Linked DNA regions of Homo sapiens: all the other regions are linked to region 1. A link is a loop called in an ENCODE intact Hi-C map of the cell type or tissue named here. Cell type or tissue: heart right ventricle. All regions are shown on one strand.

What was found. Hi-C counts contacts between places; a loop is a spot of excess contacts. Peaks named below come from ENCODE experiments on the same cell type or tissue, not always from the same donor. Only the 100,000 strongest peaks of a DNase experiment are listed, where the experiment ranks them.
Region 2: it touches region 1 in a loop (4-fold over the local background); 13 of 110 quality-filtered maps call a loop at or near these places.
Region 3: it touches region 1 in a loop (6-fold over the local background); 55 of 110 quality-filtered maps call a loop at or near these places.
Region 4: it touches region 1 in a loop (2.7-fold over the local background); 24 of 110 quality-filtered maps call a loop at or near these places.
Region 5: a loop joins it to region 1, with 5 times the contacts of the local background. A loop is called at or near these places in 22 of 110 quality-filtered maps.
Region 6: a loop joins it to region 1, with 6 times the contacts of the local background. A loop is called at or near these places in 22 of 110 quality-filtered maps.

The regions. Positions count from the first base shown.
Region 1 is chr13:50,799,046-50,803,045 of GRCh38, reverse strand. It overlaps a transcript of DLEU7 not described here. Among named protein-coding and RNA genes, the nearest start is that of DLEU7-AS1, 6.8 kb to the left of the region's middle. RefSeq lists enhancers at 1,581-1,680, 1,751-1,800. In heart right ventricle, CTCF peaks have their summits at 1,314 and 1,516 (motif pointing right); a DNase peak (open chromatin) is centred at 1,535; H3K27ac peaks cover 1,512 bases.
Region 2 is chr13:50,595,348-50,599,347 of GRCh38, reverse strand. No RefSeq gene overlaps it. Among named protein-coding and RNA genes, the nearest start is that of DLEU1-AS1, 70 kb to the right of the region's middle. In heart right ventricle, no CTCF peak of the experiment used is centred here; no DNase peak of the experiment used is centred here; H3K27ac peaks cover 3,627 bases.
Region 3 is chr13:50,530,081-50,534,080 of GRCh38, reverse strand. No RefSeq gene overlaps it. Among named protein-coding and RNA genes, the nearest start is that of DLEU1-AS1, 4.6 kb to the right of the region's middle. RefSeq lists an enhancer at 3,732-4,000. In heart right ventricle, a CTCF peak has its summit at 1,983 (motif pointing right); no DNase peak of the experiment used is centred here; H3K4me3 peaks cover 11 bases; H3K27ac peaks cover 1,187 bases.
Region 4 is chr13:51,068,540-51,072,539 of GRCh38, reverse strand. No RefSeq gene overlaps it. Among named protein-coding and RNA genes, the nearest start is that of C13orf42, 41 kb to the left of the region's middle. In heart right ventricle, CTCF peaks have their summits at 2,097 and 2,304 (motif pointing right); a DNase peak (open chromatin) is centred at 2,299.
Region 5 is chr13:50,168,557-50,172,556 of GRCh38, reverse strand. All of the region lies in intron 2 of DLEU1 (deleted in lymphocytic leukemia 1), which reads right to left. It also overlaps the pseudogene ST13P4. Among named protein-coding and RNA genes, the nearest start is that of DLEU2, 45 kb to the right of the region's middle. In heart right ventricle, a CTCF peak has its summit at 1,923 (motif pointing left); no DNase peak of the experiment used is centred here.
Region 6 is chr13:50,375,466-50,379,465 of GRCh38, reverse strand. The region is part of intron 2 of DLEU1 (deleted in lymphocytic leukemia 1); the gene reads right to left. Among named protein-coding and RNA genes, the nearest start is that of DLEU1-AS1, 150 kb to the left of the region's middle. RefSeq lists an enhancer at 465-1,061. In heart right ventricle, a CTCF peak has its summit at 2,388 (motif pointing left); no DNase peak of the experiment used is centred here.

The DNA.
Region 1 (4,000 bases):
TGTAAAAATCTGAAACTGCCTAAACGTTATCAATAGGGAACAGGTTAAATAAATTATGAAACATTACACAATGAAGTGCCGTGTGATAAAAACTAATAAGAAAATATATTATGTAATAATGTAGAAGCCTATTTAAGCTCTATTGTTATGTGGATAAAAAGACAAGGCACAGATAAGTATAAATAGCGTGGTCCCAACTGTGTAAAAAAGTACATGTACATGTATGATATACACATGTACAGACATATAAAACATATCTGGAAATATCCATATATAATTAGTAATTCAGGTCGCCTCCTGTGAGGAGAACTGGTTGTCTCAGTGACAGAGATAAGAGGGAGAGTTACTCTTTAGTGTATATCCTTTTGTGCCATCCAAGTTTAGTACCCCAAATATGTATGACCTATTCAAAATTAAATAAAATATTTAAATTAGTTTTTGAGGGCATTGAAACAAGAACAACCATGGAGAAAATTTTATTCAATTTTTGATATATATTGCATTTTCTTCATTTCTGCTTAATATTTCTCAACATAGCTGTTGACATAGGTACTGTCGCTTTCTAAATGAAGACACCAATATGAAGAACATGGGCTTGCTATCTAAGAATTTCATTTTTGGCTCCAGCTTTCTTGAGAGTCAGGAGCACTAATTAAATGGTTTTGCTTAGTTCTTTCTTTCTGACCTACTCTGTTTAGTGGAACCAAATGGGAGGTATTTCCAAATCATAATCTCTTTCACCAATTGCTCTCTTAACTTGATTGTACCTTCCTGGGTGGAGAAGCATCAGTTGGGTTTCTATTGAAATCAACAAGTGCCCAGTTCCTCAGAGGCCAGCCACTCTGGATTAAACTGCATCAGGCCTGTTCCCAGAAAACTAAACTAATGGGCTTGTGCCTTTTTTTTTTTTTTTTTTTTTTTTTTTAGTGTATAGAGGCTCCCTTGTTCATTTTGCCTTGTCTCTCTCCTGAAATCCTGGCTGGTTCCAAGTCCTGACTACCCCCATGAGGAGAATCACAGCCCACCTTTAGTGGCACTGATCCAAGCGGGCCTTCCTTGCCCACCTCCAGACAACTAAGGCATTGGCAACACAGCATCTGGCACAGATTCTCTGCAGGCAAGATTATTATACCAATTGAAAATGGGGTTACAATGGCCAATTGGAGTTTGAGGCATTTAAAAGGTAATAATAAATCTATTGGCAATTGAATAGTCATTAATAACACTACCATGGAAACAGATTGACATAGATTTCTCAGATTCTCATGAATTCAACTTTGAACTCCCTAACTTGGTGTAAACAAAATGATGTTGTGGTTTGTGGTGGTACAAGGGCGCGCTGAGGTCTCAATGTTGGATCAGAGTTTTCCAGAATCTACATATATGCTCCTTGGAAGGTAATTTAAAATCATGTAAAATCTCAACCAACAGTGCAGTGCAAGGTGCTGAGGGCTCCCTGTGCACCCCGTGAAAATGGCCAAGGCATTGAACGAAAGGGATTAGGTATTTCCATGCCAACCAGTGGAGGTCAGTGTTGAGTCGTCAATCTCTTGCCTTAACTGGATGCATTATGTTGCCACAGTAGACCGGTCTCTGCTCAGAAAAGGGATACTCAAAAATGAAAATGTGGGGCTGATGACACTTCGAAGTATGAACAACAGCTCCGTGCTGCTAAAGAATGGTCACCTGGAATAGCTGAAAACATCTGAAGCGACCTCAGGAAGGGTTGCTGCACTGGGAGCAGGTGGATGGAGGGGTGACGGTGTAGTTATGCAGCTTCAGCTACCGAGAGCTCACTTTGCCTTTCAAACCGACTCCCCTCCCAAATTCCTCTCCACTGAGAGGTACTGGGATCCAAGATGAGCATGTTGGTCTCTTTATTAGCTAAGCGAGTTTTGAAAAAGCAAGGAGAGGACAGCTAAAGTTGCTTCCCAAGAGTAAAGGGACCTTCTTGTAGACAACAACTTTTTCTGTAGAGTCACAATCCTCATTTCTATGAAATGTGAAAAGCCTCTTCAAACATTCATTCCAAATTGAGAGTCAGCCCCACTGCTGGCTTGCTAGTGGTCACTCTCAGAGTGGGCCTTCCTTATTAATCTCTAGATACTGTCCACATGGGGAAACATAAAGTGTGAGGGAAGAGCCTAGCACTGTATGCTGCAAAACTAACCACTAAAACACCAGGAAAACATAAGGAGACAGAAAAGTCCAAGAGGCCATTGAAATCTCTGTACTTTCTTCACCTCGCCTCTCTCTTCTCCCTAAGGGCTGCAAGCTTCCTCTCCATAATTCGAGGATTTAGGGTATAAAGCACCAAGCAGAGTATTTGTCCAAAGCAAATATTTAAGCTCCTGGACATTCATTCAGCACGATTATTTTGGTCTTCATCATGATTAACGTGATTTGGCTGGAGGGGAGGATGGGCAGAAGTTTTAATGTGCGGGAAAACCCCTGAGGTTCTATTTTTAGATGCTTATGTTCTTCCTCAAAGGGCAGCCTAGGAGGAGTGAAGGCAGCTCTGTTTGTTTAATGCCAGGGGGTATAGGTAGCAATTAGCAACTTAAAATTATCCTCAGTGAGGAGGCCCCTTCATTCCTCAGGGTGTGGTTCCTGTTCAAAGCTCAGATATACAAAGTGTATTTTTTGAAACTGAAGGGGAAGGGGTGCTTTCCCACTTTCTGAATTTGGTATTCTGTTTTACATTTTGTCGGTATTTTTGAATATTTTAAATCTATTTTTTACACTCAGTCAACCGGGCTGAGCATTAGCCATAGATAGGACTCTTCTGATACAAGTACTATGTGCTTTAACTTCCAGATGCCACCTCTGTCCTTTTCATACCATGAGCTTTTATTCTCTTTTGCCCTTTCTTACACTACTTTCTATTTGTCACACTCCTTTCTTTGTGCTTTCTTAATCTGCCACCCTCAGCAGAGGCATCGTACCCAAATGCTGAAATTCTATTTATTCTGCAAACTTAGTTCAAATGTCATCTCCTGCATGAAGCCTTCAATGCCCCTTGCCAATCTTTCTTCACAGGCAAAATTAATCATTCCCTTCTCCATACCCCCAGAGTTCTGTGTACAGTTTGATAGTGTCTACACACATATATGTGGACATCCAGTAGTTATGCAGCAAATCTTCAGCAACGCAGGACAGATAATCTAAAACTTCTACTGTTGCTATTGAGAGAATGAAGACAATGCAATACAGTTAGCAATCACAGAGTAAGACTCCAACATAAGCAGAGGAAAGAGAAGTATCTAAATAGAAAGTTGTAATTGCTGCCCACAAACAAGAGGGTCCTAATATAATACCACTCCCTTCCATAATAGTGAAGAGAGGAAAAGATATTTTGTAGCAGTCGTCTTGTAGAGTCCATTTTAAGGCAGCCCCACTAAGTTTCTGCATGTGCCCGAGACCTGCTACTACAGTAGCAACTAGGAATGGAAACTGCTGGTGCTACAGAAATGCTGTTATTAAAGGATCTAGAGTTTAGAATCTAAACTACAATGTCAAAGCTTTTTACAATTGCAGAGACGCACAATTGTCTGTATAAAAATCACTTTGCTACAAGGCAGTTAGTTACTAATCTGACCAACCGGCTGGAGTGAAGGTGAGACATGGACCAAAGTGGAATAGAGAACAGGATCAGCAAATAGCACAAACCCGTGAAATGCAATAGAATACAAGAAATCCACATAGGAACAAGGCAAGGGTGTTTTACACGGCCATTTCTGCTGAGGATTGTATCAATGCATTAATGAAGAAGGGCTTGCAGTGAGTCCAGATTGTGATTATCTCTGTGTTATTTGAAGGTTGTAATATGCATATATGTGTGCATGTGTGTAGGAGGATAAAACTGTTACTTCTTCACCAGTCCACTGCCCTACCCCAACCAAGGCAAAGCTCATTGTTTGTGGTTAGCTGACTCAGGGAGAGGATGTATTAATCAAAAGCAGAGAATAGGGACCCTGTTCTGGCTTTTGAGGTTTCAAAA
Region 2 (4,000 bases), 200 kb after region 1:
CATTCTCTACATTTCTATCCCTTGGGAGCCAGATGCTAAATTGTTTCCAGCCAGTTAATAATGGTGTGGTCTTGAAGCTCCCAGGGGACCCAGAGGAAACCTGCCTCCATTTCTAAGGCTCTGTTCTATGTGTTGGTTGCTGGGTAGATTCAGGTTAGTCAAATAAAGGGAGGAAATAAAGCATAGAAGTGAATTCGTCCACCGTACACCCCAACAGGGCAAAGCCACGAAGTTACCACCTGTCGACAACATACTTTCTGCTCCCACCCACCTGCATGTAAATGCCTGAAATGTGCAGTCACCTTAGTGGAAATGTAAAGGCCAGGCTGAGCCAAATGATAGGACACTTGCTTTAAGAGAGCATTCCACATGGTGCCATTGATAATTTTTCTGTTAATTTGGTCACTGATGCCATTAACAGACACTGTCTGAGGACCTACTTGATGTAGGCAACATAGTAGGTGTTTCAGAAGACACAAGGATGAGTCGTCCAAGAGCTATGCCTTGAAGGAATGCCCAACATAAGGCTTAAGGCAAGGCATGAACACAAATACAATAACCTAAAATATGTTATTTTTGGTTAGTAAGTATGTAATAATAATAGCTGTCATATATCAGCCCCTCCCCCTGTGCCATGCAGCTCAGGAGCATTATTGCTGATCATTAACAGCCACCTTGCCAAGCACATCACACATGTTTCATCAAGCGTGTCACACGTTTTGCAGACAGGGAGGCTTAAGGTCAGAGAGATTAACTTACTTGCTCAAGGTCACATGGTTAGTGTGTGACAGAGCCAGGCTCTGAACTCTAAAGCATGGGCTCTTAACACACAACACAGTGACTCTGACCCATTTTTTCTCTGTGAGATGGTCGGAACAGGTGCCCATATCATGGCAGCTCAGAGCAAGGAGAGAGAGCCTCAAGCTAGAGGAACTGAGAAAGGCTTTGTGCTCTTGAGCTGAGTCTTGAAAGATTAATAGGCTTTAGATGTGAGGAGATGAGAGAGAGAGATGGGGTGGGATGGAGAGACCTGGGAGGAAAAGGAAGCATGGAAAAAAGATATCCATGGGGAAAGCCTGTGTGGGTAGAGAGGAATGATCACAAGGTACAGGAGGTGGAATGATTCGGAAGCTGCAGGGGCAGAAGGGCAAGGGATGGGAGCCTGGAACAGCGGACCAGGATTTGAGAATACATTTTTTAAAAGCAATTGAAAGTTTCTGAGAAGGGGAATGACCCAGTCAAAGCCCACATTGAGAATGGTGGTGGGCAGATGGAAGGCGGAGAGAGGGGGAGCAGGGATGAAGGCACTGCATCTCCTGGGGTGAAGACAGCCAGTGGCAGTGGGACTTGTAAGAAGGGGACAGCTGTGAAGGTATTGAAGGAAGTAGAATCCACCAGATCAACAGCCAACGTGAGAGGTAAAGAGAAGGGACAGAGGCCAAGGATCTTTTTGTGCCTGTCTAACAGGGAGGATAACTACTAAAGTAGCCTCTAAATACATTTAAGAAATTAGTAAATTAATTAATAAATTACTAAATTAGCCTCTAAATTGGCTCTTTTTAATCACTGGCAGCGTTGTTTCTCAGAATGTTTTGACCTGTGGGCAATTTAAGTGGACCCAAGACCCTATTTAATCTCTATACTCTTGCTTATTACAAAAAAAAAAAAAAAAAAAAAGAATGAAGCTGTATTTATGAGACAATGAAATACATAAAATTCTAAAAGTAACTCGTGTCAAAAGCAAAAGACTAGGCACTGGGAAAGCATTAAAAACACGTACAATATGGCAGCTCAGGACCACCTGGAGAAACCTAGAATCACTAGTGGGCCCACGCTCCCATTGGAGAGGCCCCAATATTTACTCTGAGGCGAGTTGAGGTTGGTGGCAGTTAACACAAATTGAGTGCCACCATGTGCCACGTTTCGTTCTAAATGCAAATTCCTTTCCTGACCTATGTCCCCATCACCTACATCAGCTCCCCAGCCTCCTCTCTGAAGCCTCCCTACCCCACCTCATCCCAGAGGATCTTGCATGTAAGGCAAAGTGTTCTTTCCCACTTTATTTAAGCCAAGAGAGACACAGGCCCACACCAATCAGTGACCTCCCTGCTATTAGCTCTTGCCTGTGTTCCTCTGTGCATTGGTGAAGGAAGAAGCCCTGGGTCCCTATCTTATGATGTCCCAGCCTTTCCTTTGCCTGCACCAGCTCACAGTGGAGCCAAGCAGGGCTGTAAGTCTAGCAGACCCCTCACTGGAGTTGAGTAATTTGCAACCTTGCCCTGATTTAATCTGCAATCCAATTTGCTACTTACTCTCCCCAAGCTCTTATCAACGGTTTACATTTCCATGTGCCTTTTCTGTGCTGTATATCTGTGTTTTCAATTATGTCAGCCCAGGTGAATTAGCCTTCCATTGTTCAAGGTCAAACCTCAAGTTGTTATTTCCTGCCTATACAGCTAGTCCCTTTCCCCTCTATCCCTCTGGGGCAGTTTCTCAATTGTCGCTGGTGTTCCCAGATCCTATCTCCATCAGGTTTCATCTGTGAATTTAATTATGAAGCTATGCCCTATTTGGCTTATTTCACTCCATGGTCCAAACGTTTATTATGCATCCATTCTCCACAGGCACCCTGGTTCCACAGATATGCTAGGCATGCCCTCCGCAGCCATATGAAAATGAAAAGTTAGGAGTCCCAAAAAGGAACTAAATGCGCCTAATTTTGTTCATATTGTTGAGTCCCTTCACCTGACCAGCAAACCCTTTGATCCTGCACTTAGGCGCTTCCATGGCCACAGAGGGCTCTTCTAGCACAGGGATTGTACAGTTGTTAAAGCAAAAAGAAGGCAGAAAAGGCTAATCCAGAGCAACTCTTGAAAGCAGCCCCAAGGAGTCTTCCAGAAAAGCCTTGGTCTGCCTTCCTCCCAGGGGCTCAGCTCCAGCTGCACTTTACCTCTGCAGGTGGAGGCTCCCAGCAAGGCTCTGCTGAGGGCACTGCTGTGGCTCCCCTGCTCACACTTGGGGTCCTGTGGCTGAGTCTAGCCTTTCTTCCTCCTGCACACTGCCTGCCCCATCGCTTTGACAGAGGGGAGCCCCTCAAGTGCATCTTTGGAGGGGACAAGACACTGCTTGATATCCTGAAACATAAAGAGGCAGCATGCATCACTCAGCCACATAGCCCACATGTCACTTCTATCAGTGAAGCCTTTCAGTTTCCACCCTTGTGCTCCTGGCAAATGTGATGGCCCCGATGGCTCTTTGCTCAGTGTGATGGCCCCAGGCACCCTTTGCTCATCTTATGTTCACTTAAGTGGCTGACTGTCCCACGAGTAGAAGCCGGGAGCAGGAGCCACAGTATCTCAGTGATCTTTGTGTCCTCCACCTCTTACCTAGAACATAAGAGGTCCTCGGTAAGTTTATCAAATGACTCCCTGAACAAATGCACATTAGGGAATGTAAATCTTCTTTTCAGATACTGCTCTTGTCTCATCCACCAGTTGCCTTTAAGCAAGTCATTGGTTTTCAATTTGTGTGTGTGTGTGTGAACAAAAAGCTTCTTCACACCAAGTCTTACTTGGAAGACCCTGGCCCCCCAATATATAACATGATAATAGTGAAGTTCATCTTGTTCACATAAAATGGGGAGGCCGTGGGAGCCTCAGTACCACCCACTTGCCATCCCCTCAGCTAAAATCCTCCACATATATAAGTTCTTTTACTTTTCTCTGACTCAAGCCAAATCTTTCTCCCCTCGTGGCAGCTTCTCTCTGATCATCCCAGCCACGGGGGCCCTGCCCGTTTCTGAACTCCTAGGAGTCCTACTGTGTACTCTTGTAACATATACAGAGTTTGTACCAATGAACACTCACATTCACTAAGTCTTGCTGAAGGCCAAGTCCAGTGACATGCACTTTACATACTTATCTCATTTAATCCTCAGGGCAATCCTAGGAGGTATATACTCTCACTATCTCCACTTTACTCATGAGAAAATAGAGGCTCA
Region 3 (4,000 bases), 270 kb after region 1:
CTAAAAGCATAAAACTCTTAGAAGAAATCACAGCTGTAAAATTTGTGACCTCAGATTTAGGCAATGGTTTGTTAGATACGACACCAAAAGACAAGCAAAAAAAGAAAAAAATAGATAAACTGGACTTTATCAAAATAAAAAACTTGTACTTCAAAAGATAATATAAAGAAGTGAAAAGCCAACCCACAGAATGGGAGAAAATATTTACAAATCATGTACTGTTAAAGGTCTAGGATCCAGAATATATTTAAAAACTATTACAACTCAACAATAAAAACATAAATTATCCAATTAAAACATAGGCACAGGATTTGAGTAGACATTTCTCTAAAGAAGATATACAAATATCTTGTATACACATGAAAAGATGCTTGATATTATTAGTCATTAGAGAATGCAAATCAAAACCATAATGAGATAACACTTCATATCTACTAGGATAGCTACAATAAAAGGCAACAATTAAGTATTAGTTTAAATAAGGAAAGACCAGAACTGTCATACAATGCTGGTGAAATATTAAAATGATAGTTACTTTGGAAAACAGTTGGGCAGTTTCTAAACATAAAGTTACAATCTAATTCAGCAATTTTATCCCTAAGTATCTACCCAGGAGAATTAAAAACATATAACAAAAACTTACAAGTAAATATTCCTAACAGCGTTAATTATTATAGCCTAAAAGTGAAAACAACCCAAAGATTTATTAATTGATGAACAGATAAACAAAATATAGTATATTAAAACCATGTAATATTATTCAATCATAAAAGAAATGAAGTTCTGGTATATGCCATGACGTGGATAAATCTTGAAAACATGTCTAAAGTAGGCAAATCCATTGTAGAGGCAGAAGTAAACTTCCTTTCTGCCCTTTCTGAAGGTTCACTGAAATAAAGTGACAATAGACAGATTAACATGAGAAAAAGTTTACACATTAATTAATATGCATAATCATGGGAGCCATACAAAACATGAGACTCAAAAAAGGGCCATATGGTTAAGGTTTAAATGTCCTCCTCATAGGGGAGAGAAAACTTGGGAGCTGTAACAAATTTTAGAAGGGTAGTAAGTGATTTTCAGAGGAAATGAATGCACCCAGGAGGCAAATATTATTTTGTAAATAATTATCTTAGGAAACTGAATGGGACTGGCAAGTTAAGGGAAGGAGAGGGGTGGAACTGCCTTGTGAACAAAGGTTGTCTTAGTATGTAGAAAAAGTCTCCTAGGTAATCTCTCCAACCTGCCCTCAAAAGAATAGATGAAAAGTCTAACTGCATGTAGTGATGACTTTTATAGTCTTTTCTTCTCTCAGGTGGGTAATCTTTCTGGATTATTTCATGAGATTCCTGGAGAGTGAGTCTTCAGACAATTGCATGTCTTTTGAGAAGTTTCCTTAGTTAGATAAGGAAATTCCAGACAGAGTCCCTCCTTGCTCTTGGAGTCAGGGGAGAAGAAACAAAAGAGGGTTAAAATGTTTTGGGTTCTGAGACAGCTTCTAAGGTACTCCATCTTCATTTAATTCAAAGTGTTCAGTATGCCAAAGCACCATTGTGTGGGGTATCATTTTCTTAGACCCAACACCATAAATACTAAGAGTAGTTTAGTGGTTACCAGGGATGGCGGAAAGAAGTAATCAAGGGTTACTGATAATGAGCATAGGTTTTCTTTTGGGGGTGACAGAAATATTCTGGTATTAGATCATGGTGACATTTGCACAACTCTGTGAATATACTTAAAAGCCACTGAATTGTACCCTTTAAACGGACGACTAGTGTATGTCAGTTATATCTCAATTAAAAACAAAGTCTAGAACTTGACATATCATTCCAAATACTCAAATTAGACGAGTCTGCTTCTAAGGTAAATAAGTGGAAAGTGGTCACAAGATAAGAACAGAGGCTATTAGGAGATGAGGAAAATCAGGAATGAGAAGTAGGAAGCCAACTCTTCATAATTTTTTAGGTGAGCAGCAGAGGGAGCCCTTGATAGCAAAGAAAATTACAAAACTAATGTTTATACTTCTGATCATAAAGTTAATACAGCCTTTTTACAGAAAATTTGAAAAAGTGCCACATAAAGGTAATAAAAACCCACTAATCATTCCACCATCCTAAGAACCACTATTAACATTTCATCGACACAAATCCTTCCAGTCTTTTTTCTGTATGTGTACATATATGCATGTACGTACATATATAGCCAAGCCCACCCACAGCTCTCCTGTACATGCAACTTTGCCGTTACATTTTTCACTTCATGTTACCTTTTATATTTTTTCTAAAGCCTTAAATATTCCTGAGAATGTGGTTTGCCATGCCTACAGATGAGCTGTCAGTAATTAAACCTATTTTTAGAATTTTTCAGTCACAAGTAACCCTGCAATAAACATCCTTATACCTAAATCCTTGTATTTCCTAAAAATATATCCGAAGTAAGGATAGATTCCTTAAGAAGGAATTATTAGGTCAAATATTGTTTACAGCTTTAAGTCTTTGAATACATACATATTGCCAACATTTCTAACCAGAAAATTTAAAAGATTGTTATACTTCCACCAGCAGTGGATGAGATTTTCCTTTATCTTGAACTTTTACCCAACTATGTAATTATCAAAGTTTTTTGAAATTTAAAATATTTGCTAATTTAATGGACAGAAATTTGTGTCTTTTAAAATTATTTTTAAATAAATAGTGAGCCTGAAATTTTTTCATGATTTATTGTCTAATTTTTTTCTGCTCGTACAAATTCCTTTTTTGTGAATATTGAAAATTTTTCTGCTTAGGATATTTATCTTCTAATCATTGACTTCGGAAGCTCTTCACATATTAACCATGTTAACCTTTGTCTTCTATTTTGCCCTTTTTTCAAGTTATTCTTTGCCTTATGTTTCTTTATCATGAGTTTTGATGTATATGTTTATAATTTTTATGTAAAAACATTCTGTTTTCTCTTTTATAGATTCTTCCTCTACCTTTTTGTTTAAAAAGTGCTTCCATACATTGAGAGTTGATAGATACTTATCATAATTTCTTTTACTCATTTGTGTTTTCATATTTTAAAATTTATTTAATTCATCCAGAATTTATTTAGGGATATGATTTGGGTCTCCTCCTTCCCTTAAAAACTGAATTAATTTCCCCAGCACTATTCACTGGCATAATCTTTCATTTCCTTCCCTAATTTGAAGTGTCTTCATCAAATACTAAATTCTTATATGTATTTGAGTGTGTTTGGGGACTCTATTCTCTTCTCTCTGTCTAGTTGTATACCAATATCATGTTATTAAAGCTTTATAACAGGTTTTTAACACCTGAAGTACAGTTTACCTTATTTGTTTATAAATCTTTCTTGGTTATTTTTATCCACAAATTATTCTAGATAAACCTTACAGTCACATTTTCATTCAAAAATATTCCAATTGGGATTTTGATTAGAATCATATTGGACCTAACCATCAATTTGAGGAACAGTGACATCATCCAATAATATAAAATATGTCTCAATTTATTCAAGCCTGATTTCATATTAACTAAAGTTTTACAACTAAATTGATAGAAGCCCTATATAAACAAACAAGTTTGTTTCCAGGTTTTATTGTTCTTATTCTTGCTTGTTTTGCTTTGTTTTTCCCCTGTTGTAAAAGAGCTCTTTTCCCTCTTTACGATTATTATCTGATTATGGATATTTTTTATATTTTGTAACCAGGTATCATAATGAAGCATTAGTTGTAATAGTTGATTTCTTAGGTTTTCCTAAATAGGTTATCCTTAAGAATTTAGAAATTCTCTACATAGTCATGACTTTGGGGTCTCAAAACCAATTCAACTTTTGGAATTACAGCTTTTATGCTTCATAAGCATAACTTCTTTTTCTAAATAAAATTGAAAATTAAGTGTGTAAAGTGACCAACTAAAAAGAACAAACAACTCTAAAACATACAGATTCCACTCCTCCACTTGGCTCTTAAAGGGTTAATTAATATTTACCATGAAGAATT
Region 4 (4,000 bases), 270 kb before region 1:
TGCTGTGAAGTCTGGTGGAGAAAGGCACAGAGTGTAGAGAGGCGGAAGGTGGGGAGTTCAGTCAGTGGAGGCCTCTCAGAGGTGGTGACACTTTAATGGAATGAAATGGGGGATTAATGGAGACCAGAAGGAGAACTGCCCAGGCAAAGGACCAGGAGGAGACCAGGAGGAGAACTGCCCAGGCAAAGGAAGGCTCCATGTGAAACGGCATCAAGGGATCTTGAGGAGAAGGAAGGAAGGTGCCCAGGAGTGCTCGAGGGTTCTGAGCAAGGGAATAACACAATCTGATCACGTTTTTAAAAGATGATTCTGGCTGTTGGGTGAGGTTTTGACTGGGGATGGGGGTGGGGTGGGGACAGCTGTTGAGCAGCTCTGTAGGGTCCTGAGGGAGTAGCTTGATCAGGGTGGGGATAGGGAAGTAACCAAAGATGATTGGATTTAGGATCAACTCTGAAGGAGAACCTTCCAGTATTTAGGTTTGCTGTGAATTCGATATGGAGACATGGGATCGTGATAGAGGTTCCCTTTATTGAGTTGAATGAGGGATGGGCTGATGGGCAGGGGTATTTGGTGGCGAGGGAAATCAAGAGATCTATTTTAGGTATGTTTACTTAGAGCTTTCCGTAGACCTCCAAGTAGAGATGTCAAATGGGAAATTAGGTATCTTTGTGTAGAGCTCAGGGGAATGGCTTGGTCTAGGGTGTAATCCCGGGGCCATCCTCGCAGAGGTGGAATTTGAAGCCACAGGGAGGTGAGGTCACCTAGGTGCTGAGTGGAGATGTAAGAGGGAGGAAGCTGACACCTGAGGCCTGGAGTACCCCAGCATGCAGAAGCTAAGCAGAGGAGGAGCAAGCAAGGTTCGAGAAAGAGTGGGCCAATGAGCAGGAAGTGCTCCAAGGGTGCGGACTGAGCCCAGAGGGCGAGAGGGGAAGCGGCATGGGAGACCGGCAGGGTTGGTGGAGCAGGCTTCACAGCCAGGTGAGAAAAACAGTCTCAATTTTTATTCAAAATCGGACTGTCCACAGCTGAAAGCTCACTAACCTGTCTCATGAGACCCAGCTCTGCACTCCTTCTGACTGTTTCTAAAACTCAAGCCCTGCTGAGAGACAGTTGCCTGTAGCAGAAGCCCACGGGCAGCTGAAGTGTCATTCATGACTTAGGTGCTCCTTTCACTGAGTGGTCTCTGGCCTGCACTGGGTGGGAGTGCGGATGGACTCTGGATCCCGAGTACCCCCTCATGCAAAGAAAAAACTACCCAGCCTCACCCTGTCTCACACGGTCTCATCCAAGCTGCAGGCCTGAGGCCCTGGCTGTGTAAAAGTGGGCAGATGATTTAGGCCCTCTACGCCTTATTTTTCTCAAATGGGAATTGGGCACGATAATAACATTTCCTAACATATAGTGTCATGGTGAAGGTTAAATGAATTTACACCTGTTAAAGTGCCTGGTAGATAGTAACTGTTAACTATTGTCATAATGAAAGAATGTTGATTTGCTATCACTTAGGATATTCAAAAATTGTGCCACACACTCTGAAAGTAGCTGTAAAAGAGAAATTCTCAAAATGTTTCAATTGGAGGAAGTACAGTCTCCTGAGAAAGCTGTTTTGAAGAAGACAGCACTGCACCGACTTGTGGTTAAGATTGGGCTCATGGGACCCTCATGAGCACCTGATAGCATAATGCACATAAAGCCCTTGGCCTGGTGTCTGGCAGAGTAAGCACAATAAATATTCAGTTCATATTATTATTATTATTAGGGCTCTCAAAATACATAAATCTGCAAGTTACATTCAGTTGGTTACAATGTAACAATCCTTTTTTGTCATGCCTCCTTATATATAGTCCCCAGATCACCTGGTTTATTTGCAACTTTTCCTTTATCAAATGGAAGTATAGATTAGGTTAGATTTGAAGATTGTTGACTTTGGTCTTGAGGAGCCCTTACCTCGAGTGCCAGTGTTGCGAGACCTCACCTCCATTCTTGCCTGGGTTCTGTACATAATGTACAAAGTCAGATGTATATTCTCTTTGCAGTTCTGGGACCACTGCACCTGGAGAAGGTTGTAGCCTCATTTTACACTGAGGGGCACTATCACTTGGGAAAGACAGAGGACTTTTTCATGATTACTCCAGACCTCAAGTACCAGTTGCAGGGTGAAGACTCAGACTTGAGCCCAGTCCTCTGAGCCATGATCCTGCACCTGGTCAGGATTTGTGAGTCTTCAGAGCCACACACCTCCTGCCTCCCTTCCTGCGGGAATGACTTACACAGCGTCCTGTTGGCATGTGGGGCTTTGGCCACACGGTGGCGCTTTACGCTCAGCAATCCCGCTGGTCCTCTTAATGCATCGCTGAAGATTTGAAAATCAAACTGAAAAGGAAAGAGCCCTGCCCTCTAGTTCTTAGAATACACAGATATCATTGTCAACGAGTATGGGGCCGTTAGCAATTGAGGAGGTGAGCTGGGTTCACTAGCTGGTTACCACCCTGTAGGAAATGCCTCAGTTCTTGCTGGTTTCATCCATCCTAAGGGGAAATCAAAGGACCTCTTGTCTGAAATCAAAGGATTCAGAATTCCACATTCAGAGCCCATTTTCAGGTGTTTTTCACAACATTGTACTCAACCACATGTGTGAATCAAACCTCACTTTCCAGTGTGGCTGATGAAATAAAATGGGCTCACATAAGCCAGAGTTTTGACATTCCTGGAAAAAGAGATTTTTTTTCTGAAGATATTGTCTGACTCCAAGACAGGCCTAAACCTCTTCCAGAAAAAAGAGAGGGGTTAACAGCAGCTAGTTTTATTCTTCTCTTGAAGGTGATATAGGACATAGGCCTGGTTGTGAATACCAGCTCTGACACTAACTAGTTTTGGAGCCTCAAGGAAGCTACTTCATGTCTCTTCACCTCAATGCTCCCATCAGTCAAGGGTGTTTATGATAATAGGACCTACACTATAGGATTGTGGTAAGGCTGAATTAATATTAAGTAGAACGAAATGCAAGTGGTTCAGTTCGTTCAATTCTAAAGTCTTTGACCTGTAAAAAATGGCAATTTCATGTGGCTCATTCTAAAACATGGAAAGTGCTTTGTGCCAGGCATATTGTGAGGCTTGGTGAAAGTGAGTGATTATTATTACAGCTGGCATGAAAAGAGTACAAGCACTTACTATGAACATTTAGGAAAACAAACCGCCCTGTCTTCTGGTTATTTTTTTCCTGAAGATTCTTACTGATAGCTGACTCAGTTGTTGCTGCATACTAAAGTTTCTAATACGCAAATATGCCAAAAGAGATCTGGCTGTTTATCATAGCTCCACCTTTAGCCAGGTTATCCCAGCCTCAAGACATCTTTCAATGAGATATTAATCCTACCAAGGGAGAAAACTCAAGGCCATCCCAGTACCACCTGCCACACGAGTAAAGCTGAACTCTTTCATTCTGTGCCTCTGCGGTCCCTAGGTGATGGAGACCTCCCTCTGCAGAGCCTGCCTCTCAGAGAGCACTCTATGCCTTGGACTGATGTGGAAATTGATCCTCTCAGTCCCTCTGAAGCACACACATCAAAGTTGAACTGTTCTATGTCCTTTTCCTTCTTAGGTGAATACTAGCTAATCTGTTCAGCCAAAGGAATATATTTTTATTCTGTCAGAAGTTTCCCAAGTTGTAGCTAAAAGGAATGAGAATTTCAGAGACCTGGCAGGCCTGGGGGGTGGGGGGTGGGGGCGTATTTTTTAACAGACGGGCCTCTGGGAGCCCAGCTTCAGCCACACCCTGTCTTGTGTCCGGGGACACCTTCCTCTGCTGATGTAGGCCTTGGAAAGAAAGCCAGCAGCGGCTCAGAAGCCAGGCAGTCTGAGGTAGACTGGGGGCAACAAATCAACCACAGGAAAGGCTTCCTACCAGGAATGAGGCAGCTGCGTTCCCAGAAATGCACAAACAAACCACCAAAAACCAGATCAGGGTCCTATCTTCCTCTCAGACACTCTTACCTTGCAT
Region 5 (4,000 bases), 630 kb after region 1:
TTTGACGAAGACACTGGCCCTCTTGGCATACAAAATGGCCAAGCGAGGATTCAGCTTGATGGCATCTGTGAATAAGTCAATGGCTTTCTGGAGTTCACCATCATTTAGGGCTTCAATAGCAGCCACTTTTTTATCATTTGCCTGATCCATCACCTCCTCTGTTATCTCCGCATTTTCATCTCCCATTTCTTGAGGAGCATCAGTGTCTGGTTCAATCACACCTTCTTTATCAATTTCTAGATCACTTTCCTCACTTGATGGTTCGTCTGCCTTTAAGTCTTCCTCCACCTTACTATCAGGTTTTTCTTCCTTGGTATTTTCTTCTGATTTAGCTTTCTGAGTAGCAGTACCTCCCATGCTCTCCACCCACTCCCTCAGGAAGCGCATTTCCTGGGTGTGCAGAATGCTTGGATCCTTCTTACACATTTTCACAAAGGCCCGAAGCTCGTTCACTTTGCGGGGGTCCATGGTAGGGAGATGGTGGGCGAAGCCGGGGGGCTGCGGCCCGGTTCCAGGCCCAGGCGCTGGCTCGGCGTGACAGCGCAGAAGGGGGCGGCTGCCTATGCTATCAACTTTTCAAGCCAGGTTTCTCAATCCAGTTTTCTGAAATATTCAACCTGAGGTTGCCTAGTCTAGTATCAATATGCATTCATTCTAACAATATAATGTACAAAGGACTGTAAATACCCTATCCTTTGGTGATACTGTCATTCAACAAACATGTACTAAGAGCTCACTACAGATCCAGAGGCAGAATTAAGAGTGCCAGGAATGCAAAGAGGAATGCCACATATCCCATGCCTTAGAAAACCTCACAGTCTAGAGGGGAAAACAGGGTGAATGAAGCACTGACCCTGACCGAGCACACTTAGAACCTGATCCAGGTTCCTGGAAAAGTCTCCTAATACAAATGCTCACTTATAATGTTTACCTTAGTTTTTAGAAAGATTTGATCATATTAGTCGCTTGATTATAGAAAACCATTTTTTTGTTTTGTTTTTTCATTTTCTTTTGTTTTGAGATGGAGTCTCACTCTGTCTCCCAGGCTGGAGTGCAGTGGCGCGATCTCGGCTCACTGCAACCTCCGCCTCCCGGGTTCAAGCGATTCTCCTGCCTCAGCCTCCCGAGTAGCTGGGACTGCAGGCACGCATCACCACCCCCAGCTAATTTTTGTATTTTTAGTAGAGATGGGGTTTCACCATGTTGGCCAGGATGGTCTCCATCTCTTCACCTCGTGATCTGCCCGCCTCGGCCTCCCAAAGTGCTGGGATTATAGGCATGAGCCACCGCGCCCGGCCGATTATAGTAAACTGTTAAATCCAATTGTTACATCCTTGGATACATATGTAATATGTAATTATTATAATTATTACTTTAGATTATAGCGAGAGATAGGCAGTTAGCAAGAAAGGAAGGAATGAGCTATCAAGTTACCAAATTATTTTGAAGTTCCTCCCTACTTGAATTTTTAAAACTTTTTCTTTGATTAACCCACAATCAAAAACACTACTCAGTCCCTCCAGCTTTTGCAACTTTTACTGTCTATGTTCTTCAATCCAGCATGTAAAAAAGAAAGATTGATTCATTCTATGAACTAATTATTTCATTAATGTATCCTCAGATATCATGTCGGCTCCTCGAGGATAAGAATCACATCTTACTTTTCTTTTGTGACTCCTATGAGCCTAGAATGGTTCTTATAAATATTTACTTAATCTAATTAAAATAAATTATGTGCTTTAAAATCCTATTACATCATACTGTAGAACACTGCCAAATCAGTAATTAAACATGCCATCCTTGCTTAGTGCCAAATGATTTTTTCATTTTTTGTTGTTTTTTAATATCCAAAGTGTTACTTTTCTTTCTCACAGCTAGTTCCTACAACTCTGGAATTTACAGTATTTTCATATTTCCATAATGACACCTGCTGGTAGGAGAAGAATGGATGAACTGCAGGGATTTTATTCAACTACTTATAACCAGCCATTGTCCAGTCTGAAACAACTAATGTTCCTGCATATACAAAGAGTAAATCTCAATGACTCCAAATACCCAAGTACTAAAAATTTGAAAGAATAAGACAAGTGCTGTTTCAGTACTATTTTCCAACCAGAATTAAAATTTATTCCCATAATCTCTGTCCAAAACAAAATTGCTGCAATTAAGAGTAGTTATTAACAAAGGCCTCAAAATTATCAATTCAATTCTGTTAAATATTTTACTCCATTTGTAAATTGGCATTTAAATATGACTATTAAAGAGATTATCATTATAAGGAATAAGTTCTAGTATTTGATACTACAGTAGGGAAATTATAGTTAATGATAATTTATTGTATATTTCAAAATAACTAGAAGAGAAGAATTGCAATGTTCCCAACACAAAGAAAAAATAAATGTTTGAGGTGACAGATACCCCAATTACCCTGATTTGATCATTACACATTGTATACACATATCAAAAATCATATGTACCCCAAAAACACAACTATTAAAAATGAATAAGAAAATTTTAAAACAGATTATCATTCTCTGAAACTTTTTCTGTTCTTTCATATAATTAATTACTAGATCAAGGTTTAAGCGGACCAGAAGACAATGGATGGGACATTTGCTTCAGTGGTAACCTGCATATCATCTTGCCCTTGAGGAGCAAGTGAGGAGAAGCAGCAAGGCCAGCCACTCTGGAAACACTGCTGGATGCTGACTATGCCAGGTCTCCCGCAATACCCAAATAAGAGATGTGGCTGCTGGGTTCACCTGTCCTACACTGCAAGCTTCAAGAGGGATATGATGAGGCCGGGTACAGTGGCTCACAACTGTAATCCCAGCAGTTTGGGAGGCTGAGGGAGGAGGATTGCTTGAGTCCAGGAGTTCAAGATCAGCCTAGGCAACATAGTAAGACCCCAAGTCTACAAAAACATAAAACTGAAAAATTAGCCCGGTGGTAGTGCACAGCTGTAGTCCCAGTTACTCAGGAGGTACTGAGGTGGGAAGATCAGCTGAGCCCAGGAGGTCAAGGATAAGGCTGCAGTGAGCCACGATCACACCACTGCACTCCAGCTTGGGTGACAGAGTAAGACACTGTCCCAAAGAAAAAAAAAAAGAGGGAAAGGACTATGCATCCTCAGTGCTAGCACACTACCTGACACCTGACACAGAGTAAGCACCAATGAGTATTTTTAAACAAAGCGTGTGTGTAGGTAGGGACAGGGCTGGGGTTGGAGAGAAGGGTGTCAACAGATTTGATCCTGGGTAGACCTTGCCCAGACACCAAAATGTTAACCAGATTAGGTGGGTTCATTCTGACAATACCTGAGTGAGCTTATTTGACTCAATAGTTTAGAAAGCAGGCAAATTAACCAGATGGCCCCCAAATAAAATATGGATAATCTATATGCATAAAGGTTTTGTATACAGTTAATAGGTAAATGTATAACTCATCATGACACATATTACACAGACTTTTTCTTATTTCACTCACAATCCCTCTTCTGATGAGAAATCAGTCATGTGTGCTGGTGACAGGCGTCTTCAAACAATGTTTCTTCCTAACTGCCTGCAGGATAACGTCCAGACAGGCACTCACTCAGCTGACAGTTGACTTGTGGCTGTTTTGTCTTTGCAAGTATGCTAACTTCTCAGACTTCCCTGGACTTGCTTTGGTTTGACTTCTTTCACTCAGAGGAATCACTTGTGAGCAAAGTGTGAAACAGACTGCTTCTGATTCCCCATTTCAAAATGACTCCTATTCCTCCACAACAGCAGGCTAAGGGACATAATTATCAGGCTATTCATCAAAAGCTGCAATTTTCTTTTTCTTTTTTCTTTCTCTTTTTTTTTTTTTTTTTTTTGAGATGATGTCTCACTCTGTCACCCAGGCTGGAGTACAGTGGCGCAATCTCGGCTCACTGCAACTTCTGCCTCCTGGGTTCAAGCAATTCTCCTGCCTCAGCCTCCCAAGTAGCTGGGATTACAGGTGCCTGCCACCACGTGTG
Region 6 (4,000 bases), 420 kb after region 1:
CCTGCATCCCCACAAAATACACTTCTTGGAAATAGGGGCTCCGATCTTTTTGTTGTGCACTAGAGAACAACTTGCCTTTTTCACATGACCGCTGTGTCAAACAATTCATGCCTTTTTATTTAATTAAAGGACAATCCCCCAATCATCCTACACCACCCCCATAAGACCATAAGACTTAAAGGCTCCCAGGAGGCAGATTATTAGGTTGTAACAAAACCAGGCACATTAATAAATAAAAGTCTAAAATTCTTGCTTTGGCTGGGACTTAAACTCTTGAATAAAATGCATGCAAATATTTTTTAAATATATGCAGTGCATGGTGCCTAATAGATATTCAGTTGATGGCTTTGAATAAGGGAAAAATGAATGAATACATAAATGTATGAATAAATACAGTTTATTCTCAATGGCATGTACTTATTCTATTAGAGAAAACATGAATACTTAAATAGGTAATCCACAAAAGTCCAACCTACACATTTTAACTGGTAGCCTCATGCTTCTCCCAGAAGTTCTTACCAGAGAAGCAAACAGGCAGTAAAAATGACTGGCTCAAGTTTCATCTCTTCAGCCTGCCTGCGCTTGGTGCCTTGGAACTTTTAACTAACAGCAAAATTCCCCAAATGCCCTTGTGACACCAAGGGTAAAAGAAAGAGTCTTACTGCCAATAAATAGGATTCTCATGCCCTGTTCCGCTAAGCACATAAGATGAAAAGTTACACAATAAAAGCAGCACTGCAGTTTTTATTCCACTCTAAGCCATTATTTCCTCAAATAGCATTTGTGGTAACTATCTTTGATCGTTGACTAGGGCCACAGGTGGTTGGCCCTAGCTAGTGTATCAGGAGTGTAATCTGAGTTGTCTCTAAACACATCACAGCAATGACAGATTATACCAATCAGAAGCAACCGTGTAATACCAAGCTGTAAACTGCAGACATTCTTTGGGTTTACGCTCTTAATTTACTTGCCACGAATGGGCTCCTTGAACTTTGTAGGTCTTTCATTTTCCAAAGGAAGCACATCTTCCGGGGCTTGAGTTTAATTCGATGCTACTGCTGCCAAAGCCACATGGGATGCAAATGAAACTGGGTTCACCTTTCTCCCCCTGCACTGCTCACTAGGCAGTTCAATAGATCCATTGGCAAAAAAAAAAAAAAAAAAGAAAAGAAAAAACAGAAAATTGCAGTGGTATTCTGAGACAAAGCAGCCAGAGCCAGCACTGAAAATTATAGAACTAGTAATCTCATTGCAAAGCATTAAAAAGCTTAGAGAGAAGGCTAATGCTCTGAAATCAAAAGGGTGGGACAATCAACACTAAAATCCAGAAGGTTCTACAGGACAGGGGAAAAGCCCAAAAAGAAGCTATAGAAAACAAAGCTTGTCTACGAGAGGCTGCTGGATTGATATGTAAATTAGCCTAGACCTTTTGAAGAGTAATTTCCATAAGTATTCTAATCCTTAAAACCGTGCATATGCTGTGACCTGACAATTCCCCTTCTAGGACTTTATCCTGAGAGATAATTACAAATGTGTGCAAATATTTACCTTCAAGGTGATTTACCACAGAACTGATTACAGTAGCAAAAAATAAATAAACAGCCAAAATGTTCAACCATTGAGAATTCATTGAACTTTGGACATACAACAAAATATGACATAATAATTAAATATGTTGTGATAAAAAGAAAAAGATATTTACAATAATTAGGTTAAAAAAATAGAAAACAGTGTATGTGGTGTGCACCCATTCTTGCAATTCGAAAACAGAGAAAGAGCCCTTCACAGATATATACCAAAATTTAACAGTGACTGAGTGAGGGTAACTATAGGTATTTTTATTGTCTGCTTTGTACTTCATTGGGTTTTCAATTTGTCATGTACTATTTTTGCAGAGAAAAAAAGTTATTATAAAAAAATCCTTAAGAATAAACCAGAAGCATTCATTAGACTTTTTTAGCTACAAGGTACAAAGTCCTCAAGCTACTTCAAATTATGATAGAATGTATTACAAGAATGCATTGGGTAATGAGTAAGTTTAGAAGTGGAAGTCACTGGAAATAAAAACAGGAATGTCTTGGGGCAATCAGGAAGGTGCACAGCCCAACCTAGCAAAAGACAACTGGAAGGTCCTAGAGTTGATCTAGGAATAAGGTTACCTCTTTGCCCCTCTGGTGCAGGCAGTCCATCCACCTCTCCTCTGTAACTTGGATTTCCTGTCTCCCATCCACAGCTCCTGACACAGCCTATCAGCCACCCTGCCTCCCACTCTGCTTTTCTCTTTCATCTCTCAAGGCTTCCACCTATACCTGACTGATTTCCTCGGAAATCCTCAGGGACCCTGCTGCCTCCCAGTGGCCTCTATGTGTTGTCTGCTAATTGACTGGTCCTGTCCTTGATTGGCAGTTGTGGCCAGTCCATGATCTGGCCAGCCTGGAATCCAGTGCCCACTCCCATCACCAGCCATGATGAGGGGAAAAGTCCAACTATGGCTGCCTATGAGCAGTAGCTTGTTAACTGAGTAGTTTTCCTTGGTAGAAAACTGAGGGTGTCAAGACCTCACAACTGACCTGCCAGTAGGCCAGTACCAATATTTCAAACACTGTATGTCCGGAACACTGTTTCTACATTAATGAAATCTGCTTAATTTTGTTCAAAGTAAAGTTTCACAAAGTTATGTGGGCACAGAATCCTTTTACTTTTTCCAAAACACCTGCTGTACTAATACCAGGTACCAAGTTTAAGAATTGCTGCTACAGAGTAAACTGTCATCACAGAAAAAACAATTAACAATGATATTTGTTCCATTTTTCTATGCCTGTATTCTCTGCATAAGTCATTTGGTTAAGATCCTCCGTCTTCTTCAGAGGAATTAAAATATTTTACCATGAAAATATATGGCAAGCCTAGATTCATTCTTACTATAAAAATGAAGAGTTATTAAATATATTAGTAAAATAAGAGCAGCTTTCAGTTACTAAGGTCCTCTTGGGGATATAGAACTTCTAAATTAAAGAAATAAATAATCAGACTTAGAAACGAACTTGTAAACAGAATGTAGTTCATGAGTTTGTTGGCTTTTCTCCCCTGTGGATGGTTCATAACATAATTTAAAAGGGGAGAAGTTGAAGAGTTGAAGCCTTATTTAAAAAAAAAAAGAAAAGAAAAGAAAAGAAAAGAAAGAAAGAAAAGGCAGAGCCAAAAGCAAGGAAAGGGAGAAAGTAGAGATCTAGAACAATGTGAGACTGTGGCTAATAGGTCTGCAGTCGGAAAGGAATCAGAGAAATGGGGCCCAGGAAGTGGAGGTATGAGTAGCAGTTCATTTGGATACAATTCGGAGGTGGCTGGTAGCTGGCTGCTTTGTGTTTTGCATGTGTCTATATTGTTGCTGCTGCTGCCGCTGCTGTTGTTGTTGTTTTTCATGCCAGTTCACCGTGACTTTGGTCTGGATTCTGTGCTGATCCAACTCAAATCCCTCTGACTCAGCCAGGCTGCCAGCTCTAGAATTCCTGGTCATCAGAATCATTGTGGTTAGAATACTTGGGTCTTGCTGAGAAAAAAGGGCACAGAAATCTAAGACAAGTGAGATGCGTGCTGCTTGTTTTACTATTTTTGTTTTAGTTTTGGTTTTTATCTCTTTAATAAGAGGACTGCTATTCATACACAATCAGATGAAGCTTAAAGAGTCTGTCCAGTAACCAAACCAGATGAGAGATGACCACTCACATCATTTGTTATATGCAAGGATATTAAGGTCAAAGCCCTGTGTAGGAGAGGGAGAAAAGAGGGATGGAGGAAGGGAAGGGAAGGGGAGGGGAGGGGAGGGGAGGGGAGAGGAAAAAGAGAGAGAGAGAGAAAAGAAAAGAAAGAAAGAAAAGAAAAGAAAGGAAGGAAGGAAGGAAAGAAGGAAGGGGGAAAGGAGGGAGACAGCCAGGCAGACAGGAGTAGGGGTGGGGGGTTAAGGAAAAAAGGAGAGAAAAGGAAAGAAGAAATGGAAAAG